Regions from separate parts of the Homo sapiens genome. Here region 2 is linked to region 1. Evidence: chromatin contacts called from ENCODE Hi-C or POLR2A ChIA-PET data. All regions are on one chromosome and are shown on one strand. The core of a region is the stretch at or near the end of the contact, and the rest is flanking DNA. Distances in the headings are between cores, read along the strand shown. Region 1 holds the start of BLVRA (biliverdin reductase A). Region 2 holds the start of POLD2 (DNA polymerase delta 2, accessory subunit).

The links. Hi-C counts contacts between places; a loop is a spot of excess contacts on that map. ChIA-PET counts read pairs that join two places held with the same protein, here RNA polymerase II (POLR2A). Pooled maps may share reads with other maps.
Region 2: a loop to region 1 is called in a pooled map, with 9 times the contacts of the local background. The contact joins the promoter of POLD2 here to the promoter of BLVRA in region 1. A Hi-C loop is called at or near these places in 6 of 50 pooled maps. POLR2A ChIA-PET finds 5 or more read pairs at or near these places in 2 of 52 experiments (CD4-positive, alpha-beta T cell and Panc1).

What each region holds. Positions count from the first base shown.
Region 1 is chr7:43,756,353-43,760,727 of GRCh38, reverse strand. BLVRA (biliverdin reductase A) reads right to left here and starts at 2,048. Exons shown (of 8, transcript NM_000712.4): 1 at 1,994-2,048. It also overlaps the pseudogene LOC107986727. RefSeq lists silencers at 1,624-1,943, 1,954-2,343 and a cis regulatory region at 3,365-4,132.
Region 2 is chr7:44,120,621-44,125,242 of GRCh38, reverse strand. It overlaps POLD2 (DNA polymerase delta 2, accessory subunit), which reads left to right and starts at 1,695. Exons shown (of 11, transcript NM_006230.4): 1 at 1,695-1,732; 2 at 3,134-3,409. The coding sequence starts at 3,190. RefSeq lists enhancers at 1,030-1,089, 609-1,513 and a silencer at 1,300-2,009.

The sequences.
Region 1 (4,375 bases), core at 799-3,298:
AGGCACTATATTCAGTGTTTTTTTTTTTAAATACACAAAAAGGTATACACTGTCCATTAATGGAAAGTTTCACTATTTGATTAAAGCTTAATTTGAAGCTGAGTAATGCAATGTCTTTTTCAAATTCCAAAATACATGGCTATCAACTTATTTCTAAAATCTTAAATATATGATTTACCACAAAAAACAAATGGCCCAACCTGTTACTACTGATAAATATATGATCATGTCATCAGAGTCCTGGATACGCCAAAGAGAATCAGAAATGAAAATGCGCGCAGCTCCTGCACAGTGGGATTCCCTGTCAGCCCACGGTTCTGATGGAGTGTCGCCTCTACATAGAAGTCAGTGCAATTTTGAGTATTTTACCAGATTTTCAGTTCTAGAAAAAATGACTGGGAGTAATAAGCAGTGTAGATCAAAAACTAAATACAATTATAACAAAGATGAAAATTAATAGATGTGGCCCAAAGTGGCAAATCTTTGACTTTAATCACATGCTAACTGGATAGGCAGGGGGTACAAAGAATAAAAAAGTAAAGATCGGCCGGGCGCGGTGACTCATGCCACGCCTGTTATAATCCCAGCACTTTGGGAGGCCGAGGCGGGTGGATCACCTGAGGTCAGAAGAATTGCTTGAACCCAGCAGGTGGAAGTTGCAGTGAGCCGAGATCGCGCCACTGTACTCCAGCCTGGTGACAGGGCGAGGCTCTGTCTCAAAAAAAAAAAAAAAAAAAAATTACATATGAAATGTGGGAAAACACACTGAGAATTATTCCTAAAAAAGTTGAAGTATAATTAGAGACCCTATTGTAATTTTTAGCTCTCTGGCTACAGAATTTCCCTTCTGATACTTTGTCTAACATTTGACTTGTTTTTCTGGAATGCATCCCGTTAAGGGAAGGATGAGCATATTTATCAATACAATCTTTTAGGAAATAATTAGGAATATACCAATACCTTTATTTCCATAATTTTAATATCTTCTTGGGAATCGTACTATAGAAATTACATTAATGATGGAAAAACTTTCAGCACAGTATTGCTTCCTTTGTAGGTGGTGATGATGACAGCTAACATTTACTGAATCCTTCCCATGCTGAAAACCCTATTGTAAGCTATTTATGTTCGCTAAGTCACTTATTCTTCAGGGCTATCCTACTAAGTAAGCATTATGATTACCCCCACTTTTACAGGTGAGAAAATCGAGGCAACAAGAGGTTGGTTAACGTGCCCAAGATCAGATCGCACAGCGGTATAATAGGATGGAAAACTCCTATCACATAATGAACGTTAAGTGAAAAAAATTAGTATCCAAAACTGTAAGTCTGATGTCTCATTCTTTTTATAATTTAAGTAGTTTATAAATACCCTCATTATTAGCCATATTTCTGAGCACTTCATATGTAGAGTGCACTTTACAGAACACTGTCATGTAACCCTCACACCGTCTACGAAATAAGTGATAGTTTCCAGTTTCCAAAAACGAAAGCGGGGCTAGGAGAGGCCAAGTGCCTCGCGTGGCGCCTCAGGATTCGCCCCAGCGGAGCAGACCCCAGGGCATCCCAGGCGGGTCCCGGCCGAGCTAGCGGCCCTGCGGTGGCTACGCCCGGGCCCAGCCGCTCGCGCTCCTGGAGCCGCCGGACTACGCGGCACGCGGACGCCGAGCCTGCCCTCTTGGGTCTACATAAAAACCGAAACTACGGGCAGTCTTAACCGAAATGGAGACTTAATTTTTTAGACTGTCTTTTGTGTAGTTGAGAAAGCCCCTTGCCGGGACCCGCGCTGCTGGGCCTCCGACCGCGTCCTCACTCCGGGCCCGGGCGGGGCGGGGCGGGGCAGGCGGCGCCCAGGCTGCGTCCCGGCTCTGGCGGCCGCGGGCCCGGGCCTCCTGCGGGCCTGGGGCTTCGAGCTCAGGCCCTAGCGCTCTATGGAAGCCGCGCGCGACCCCCGCTCCCCTGCGCGCGACCCCCGTTCCCCGCGCGCGCCTCACCTGACGCGGGCACCGCTCTCCGTGCAGCCTCCGGGCGCCACCGGCTTTGCGGACCGGGGCGGGATCCCAGCTCCGATTGGCTGCCCGGCTGGGGGGCGGGGGCCCCGAAGCGGGGTGGCGGAGACCGGGAGGGGACCGGAGGCGGTGGGGAAGGGAGTGGACGGAAGGGGAGGGAGGGTCCCGGCCTCGTGCGGTCGCGCGTGAGATCCTGGCCTCTGTGCCCTGGGTCTGGCGCCTGGGGCCGTAAGAACCGTCCGTGCGCCTGCCCTGTTCTCTGCACCCAGCTTGGTGGCGAGGGGTGGGTGGTGGGTGCCGGCCGACCGGAGGGCGTATGGAAGTGGCTGGGCCCCCTCACGGTGTGCCTGGCCCCCTCACGGTGTGCCTGGCCCCGGCGTGGGGGGGGCAGGCCCGGGGGGTGTCGCATCTCTCTTATCCGCCCCCCACTCACCACGTAGAACCCACTGGATCCCATTGGTATTTAGTGGCCCCGGGCCGACTGAACTGGCGCCGAGGCTTACCTGAGTCCTTCCTGTAAATGTGAGGAGCGGAGGGAATATTCCAGGAGGCCGGTGTCTGCGATGTCCTGCTCTTGGGTAGCTAGGAAGTAGTGAACGTGGTCTAGGGAACTGCCTGGGCTCTTATCCACCTGGGAATGGGTTTGTTGGGGATCCTGATGTGGGAGAAGCCAGGGAGCTTCTAGCCTAGTGGGGCTAGGGGAGAAAACAGGGAGAGGGGTGGATTAGGCTGAAGGAAAGAGATCTCTGATCTTAAAGGCAGCGTTCTGACGGGTAAGGTTGACTGGCATTTTCCCCAACAAAGAGTTCTAGTACCGTATTCCATGACCTGACAAGCCTGTTTAAGTGAGGTTTTGTTGAGTGCAAAGAGAGAAGGCTTGGCTTTGAATTTTTATCTCCAGGCGGGACCTGCCTCCTGAACTCCATACTCCTCTATCCAGCTGCCTCCTTAATACCTCCTCTTGGATCTCTAAAATACATTTCAATCTCAACACATCCAAATCTGTGCCCCTGATCTCTTCCCCATAGCATCACCATCTCGATGGCAACTCCATCTTCCAGTTGTCAAGGCCAGAAACCTTGCTGTTTCAGAAACCTTTCTCTCACATCCCACCTCCAGGGCCCAAAAATTCTGTTGGTTGGATCTCCCTAGCATACCCAGAGCCTGACCACTTCTTACCTCTGCCTCCATCATCTGCTACCTGGGTCATGACAGTGGTCTCTTCCCTGATATCCCTGCAGCCTGTCCCCATAAAGCAGCCAGAGTGACCTTAAAAAAAGAAAGCCAGATCAAATTCCTCCTCTGCCCAAAACCTTCCCAGTGGTTTCCCAAACTCAGAGTAAAACCCAAAGCCCTGCCTGATCTGCTCCTCTGTTACCCCTACAACCTCATCTGCTACTGCCTCCCCACTGGCTCACTCTGCTCCAGTCACTCTGGCCTCCCTGCTATTTCTTATGCAAGGCAGACAGGGCTCTGCTGCAGGGTCTTTGCACAGGCTCCTGTCTGTTTGGAATGCTCGACTACTTCTCACTCTTCCTGATATTTTCTCAAATGCTGCCTCATTGAGAACTACCCTAACCACTCCATTTGAAATTGCCACCTGCCCCACTCCTGAATGACTTATTTCTTTAGCTCCTGACTGAATTTGTTTATTTAGCTTATTGTTTGTTATCTGTCTCTTCCATCCACCCCTCCCTGCTGCTGCCCCTTGGGTCATGATATGTCCTTTCTCGGAAAAATAACTGCCACTGATGAGGTACCATATTTTCACTGGCAAGGCCTAGGACATAAGCCAAACTCTGGGGTCTGATTGTGCAGTCACTTTAAATAAACCACAAGAGAAAAGAGTGATTCCCCAAAAGGACATGCTGAGTGCTGCTGCTAGGAGAAGGGATGCTGGCTAGGCAAAACCACAGATGTTCACTTGCTGAGTCAGACCAGTACACCCAGAGGAGCTTTGGGAAAGCCTGTGAGAGGGGCCCTCCATGTCCTTGAGAGCAGAATTTAAAGATGAGACCTCTAACCCCCTCACTTTCTTGTAATGATGTGTTATGAATGCATTGATTTATTTATCTTATCCTTCTAAAGTCTAGTTTTGTATTCAGTTTCTACTTTTTTGAGTAAGAGCTTCCCATTCTACAAAGTAGTGACTCTCTTCAACCTGAAGAACTTTGTGGGAGGTTGGGGGGACAGTAAGACTGCTGTAGGCCACAAGTGACAGAAACCCCACCCAAACAGATTAACAGTTAGGAGGTGTATTAAGGCTCCAGCTCCATTTCTGTGTCATTCTCTTAGCTCTTTTTCTCCTATGTGTAACAAGATATGAAAGTATAGATTTTGATTAGGACAACAAGATATACTAATGTG
Region 2 (4,622 bases), core at 446-2,945, 360 kb before region 1:
AGGCTCAGAACAGTACAACCTTACCAGCAAGAGTCCTGCTGTCTCTGTGTGAATCCCAGCTATTACTCACTAGCTACATGATCTCTCTTGCCCTCCCTGCCTCAATTTCCTCATGTGTAAAGTGGGAGAAAAATAATAGTTCATGCTTCAAAGGTTTTTTGTTTGTTTGCTTGCTTTGAGACAGCGTCTGGCTCTGTCGCTCAGGCTGAAGTGCAGTGGTGCAATCTTAGGTCACTGCAACCTCAGCCTCCTGGGCTTAAGCGATCCTCCCACCTCGGCCTCCCAAAGTGTTGGGATACAGGCGTGAACCACTGTGTCTGACCCAAAGGATTATTTGAGGAGCAGATGAATTAATGTGTCATAACCTCAAAGCAGTTGCAAAGGCGTTTAATAATTAAAATATCACATTTTAAATTAAAATATAAGGCTGGGCGTGGTGGCTCATGCCTGTAATCCCAGCACTTTGGGAGGCTGAGGTGGGAGGATCACTTGAGCCCAGGAGTTCCACACTAGCCTGGGCACCATTGGGAGACCCTGTCTCTACACACACACGCACACACACACACACACACACAAACTTAAAGTAGCCAGGCGTGGTGCTGCGCGCCTGTTGTCCCAGCTACTCGGGAGGCTGAGGCGGGAGAATCACTGGAGCCTGGGAGTTCGAGGCTGCAGTGAGCCGAGATCGCACCACTGCACTCCAGCCTGGGCCACAGAGCAAGACGCTGCCTCAAACAAACAAACAAAAACAAAAATTAAAATATTAAGTAATAATTAACGAGTGTTAATATCCACTCGTTGTGGAGACAAGACCTGGACTTAGGAAACAGGCCCAGGGAAGTAGCAGAACAGTAGCGCTAGAGGACGCCTGGGAGAATCAGCGCGCGGCGGGAAGAGCCCGGGAAGCTTAGTGGGGAAGCGTCTCTTGATGGGGTGAGGAATTCTATAAATTAGTGGAGATGGAAAAAAAAAAAAAAAAGTATTCCCAAAGTGGGAGACAGCACTCAGAAAGACGTGGTGGTAAGAACGAGTATGAGTAACGGGGACAACGAGGACACTGGAGATTGGGGAGTGTTGGGCTGGAAGCTGGTGTGCAGCTGTGGGCAAGCTAGGGAGGACCCCGAAACCGCCAATGCGTTTCCCGGACGCAGACGCTGGCAGGACGGGAGGAACCCCGAGACCCCGCGCCATCCCTTCAGGAAGAGTTACTTCTCCCCGGCCAAGTTAGTGGGCCTTGGGCCTTCTTTCTGTTGGGATCCTCCTCGCGTGTCGCCATCGCTACAAGTGGGCAGCTCTGCGGGGAAAGCTGGGACGCTGGGGGCTTCACCAAGGAGGCTGGCGGCCGACCACTGGGAGGTCTGGCGGGGTGACGACCACTGGGAGGTTTGGGCAGGGCCTGACGGGGTGACGCGGTCAGCCCACTGGAGGCCGACACCCCCCGTCAGCCCAACCCCTGCACGCGCGGCCGCCAACCAAAGACCCGCGGCGCCGGCCTGCGAGCCCCCGCCCCGCGTTGCCCAGGAAACCGAGGGTGTGGCTCCGCGTTCTCTGGGCGTCCCAGGGACTGGGCGCACAGTGGTCGGCGGGATGAGGCGCCTGGTGACGGACGGGGCGAGGAGGGCAGCGATTGGTGAGATTAGGCGATGGGCGGGGAAGCCGCGCGGGGATTAGCGAGTTGCGGCGATGGGCGGGGCAGGCGCGCGGGGATTGGCGGGATGCGGCGCGCCGCGCGGTGAGTGGGGTCCAGGGAAACGGGGTCAGCTGGGGGTGGCAGTTCCAGGCCGCGAGGCCGGGCTCCTGGGTCGGTGGGCTGGTGTCTTGGCGGACGTCCCGCAGCTGCCGCGTGGATCCGAGCCGGGGCACCCGCCGTGACTGGGACAGCCCCCAGGGCGCTCTCGGCCCCATCCCGAGTAGCGCGGCCTGGCTGCTGCCGCCATCAAGCACGTTCGAGCCAAAAGCTCCTAACGAGTCACTCGTTAGACACGTGTGCGGAGCCTGTGTCCCAGGCCAGTGCTGTCCCGTGGAGATAGATTGCAAGCCGCTAGGGAATTTTTTAACTTTCTAGTAGGTGTACGAAAAAAGTAAAACGAAACAAATCAATTGGAGTAAATCCATAAATATATTCAAACTATTATTTCAATTGTATGTGAAAAAATTATTGGGATATTCTTTGTACTATTCTTAGAAATCCATTGTGTGTCCAACCCAAACATCACAGTTGGACTCACCACATCTCCTGTACTTCGTAGCCCTAGGTGGCTAGTGGCATAAGACACAAAAATCTCAGCTCTCCTGGAGCTTATGGTCTAGTTGGAGCAGGCAGACAATACATTTAAAATATACAGTTTGTTAGAAGGTAAATGTTGTAAACAACAATAACAGTTGAAGTACTGGGGAGAGTTGCAGTTGTAAATCAGATGGGCAGGGCACAAGGTAACATTTGAGTAAAGATGTAAGAACTTGAAGGAGATGGGCAAGTGAGCTCTATAAGTATACGGGAGAGGGGCAAGCAAGAGTTCAGAGGCCCCTTGCTGTGGGGAGGGATCCAAGGTGGAGGAGTGGGAACCAGGAGGGGAGAGGACCAGTGGAGCAGATCTCATAGGCAGTTGTAAGGACTTGGGGCCTTATTCAATGAAATGAGGACACTTTGGAGAGTTTTGAACAGAGCAGTGACTGATTTATGTTTTGGTTTTGGTTTAGTTCTATTATTATTTAATAATAGGCTTATTATTTCACAGAAGTTTTATTTAATAAGGCAGACCTCTTGTCTGGAAATGAGACAGGTGCCGGAGAGCTGGATGGAGGCAGATCGGGAATTCCATTTGGGGCAAACTGAACTTGATTGAGACCCTGGTAGTTGTCCAGATGGAACAGGACACCTGAGTCTAGGGTTCGGGAAGAACTCCAGATGGGACAAACACTCCTAGCTTTCCTTTTCTCTTTTTGGATGACCGCTACAGGGTGAGACATCGGTATCCAGGCACGATAAATTTCCAAGTGGACACAATGTCTGGTGTCAACTACAGCTGTTCTCCTTCTTTTCCCAGTATCCTTTGGGTGCAGTGAGACACCAGGAGAGCTGCTGCTTTGGGGGATGGACAGGGGCAGCAGGAATGCCTTTGTGTTTTCGCAGTGAACCTCCTTGGCCTGGGCGAAGCTGTGTGGACCAAGCAAGTCAGGAGTGTGGCCATGTTTTCTGAGCAGGCTGCCCAGAGGGCCCACACTCTACTGTCCCCACCATCAGCCAACAATGCCACCTTTGCCCGGGTGCCAGTGGCAACCTACACCAACTCCTCACAACCCTTCCGGCTAGGAGAGCGCAGCTTTAGCCGGCAGTATGCCCACATTTATGCCACCCGCCTCATCCAAATGAGACCCTTCCTGGAGAACCGGGCCCAGCAGCACTGGGGTAAGTGAGAGTTTGGGAAGGTGCTTCCCCCACAGCATCCCTGAACTTAGAAGTGTTCTGCAAGAGAATGGGAACAGTTTATCTAATTGATCCCACTTCCTGTTACCTTGGGAAAATTAACCTCTTTTTCCCTCAGTTTCTTCTTAAGATAGTAACAAGGATTAAATTAAGTAATTTGTGGGTTTGGAGTTAGTTTTAGTTCAGAGGCTGGTTGGAGATGAGGACTTAGTTCTGGCGGTGATGGCGATTACTTCACTGGCAGAGGAAAATGGTTTTCCTATCTTCAGTGCAGATTATTCAGGTATTTGCCTGTGCTGTAGCCAGAGAGCCCCTCAGTGTGGCAAGCCTGGCGCCAGGCACCAGGAGCCAAGACTGGTGAGGATGCACTCTCTGGTCTCGAGGGGACCCCCTCTGTTCACTCATGTCTGTTTGCCTCTCCTCCTGGCCCCCATATTTGCTGGCCATGAATTTTCCTGTCCCTTGGGCCCTCTGTCTTTCCTAATAAAGTGGCCTGCCCAACACAACCCTTGTTCTTTGCCCCCATTTCTTCCCTGGTGATCTCTCCTGCAGTTGGATTACTCTTGGTGGTGAAGCAGGGACCCCCATCTCCCCCTTTGAGTTTATTTGAGTTTTAGGTGCTGCTGCATTCCCCCATTCCTACCACTTACATAAGAGTGGCTTTCCAGGTAATTTTCAAATCCATCTCCTATTATATTTTTAAACTGAGGATTTAGTAGGTGAGACCAGGTCTTACTCATTTTTACTGTCCTTGGCACCAGGCAAAATGGATCTCAGCCCTAGTTGCACATTGGAATCCCCTGGGGAGCTTTGAGAAGCCCATCTCATCCCATGCCAAGCCAAGATCAATTCTCGTTATAGGCAGGCAGGAGAACCCTGGGCCTAGAAATCTAGCTAGAACCTCAAATTCATTAGGGATATGTATTAGTCCATTTTCACATTGCTATAAAAAACTACCTGAGATAGGGTAATTTATAAAGAAAAGAGGTTTAATTGACTCACAGTTCCTCATGGCTGGGGAGGCCTCAGGAAACTTAACAATCATGGCAGAAGGTGAAGGGAAAGCAAGGCTCTTTTACATGATAGCAGGAGAGAGAGAGCAAGGGGAACTGCCAACCATTTTTAAACCATCAGATCGCATGATGGCTTGATCTCACTCACCATCACAAGAACAGCATGGGGGAAATCCACCCCC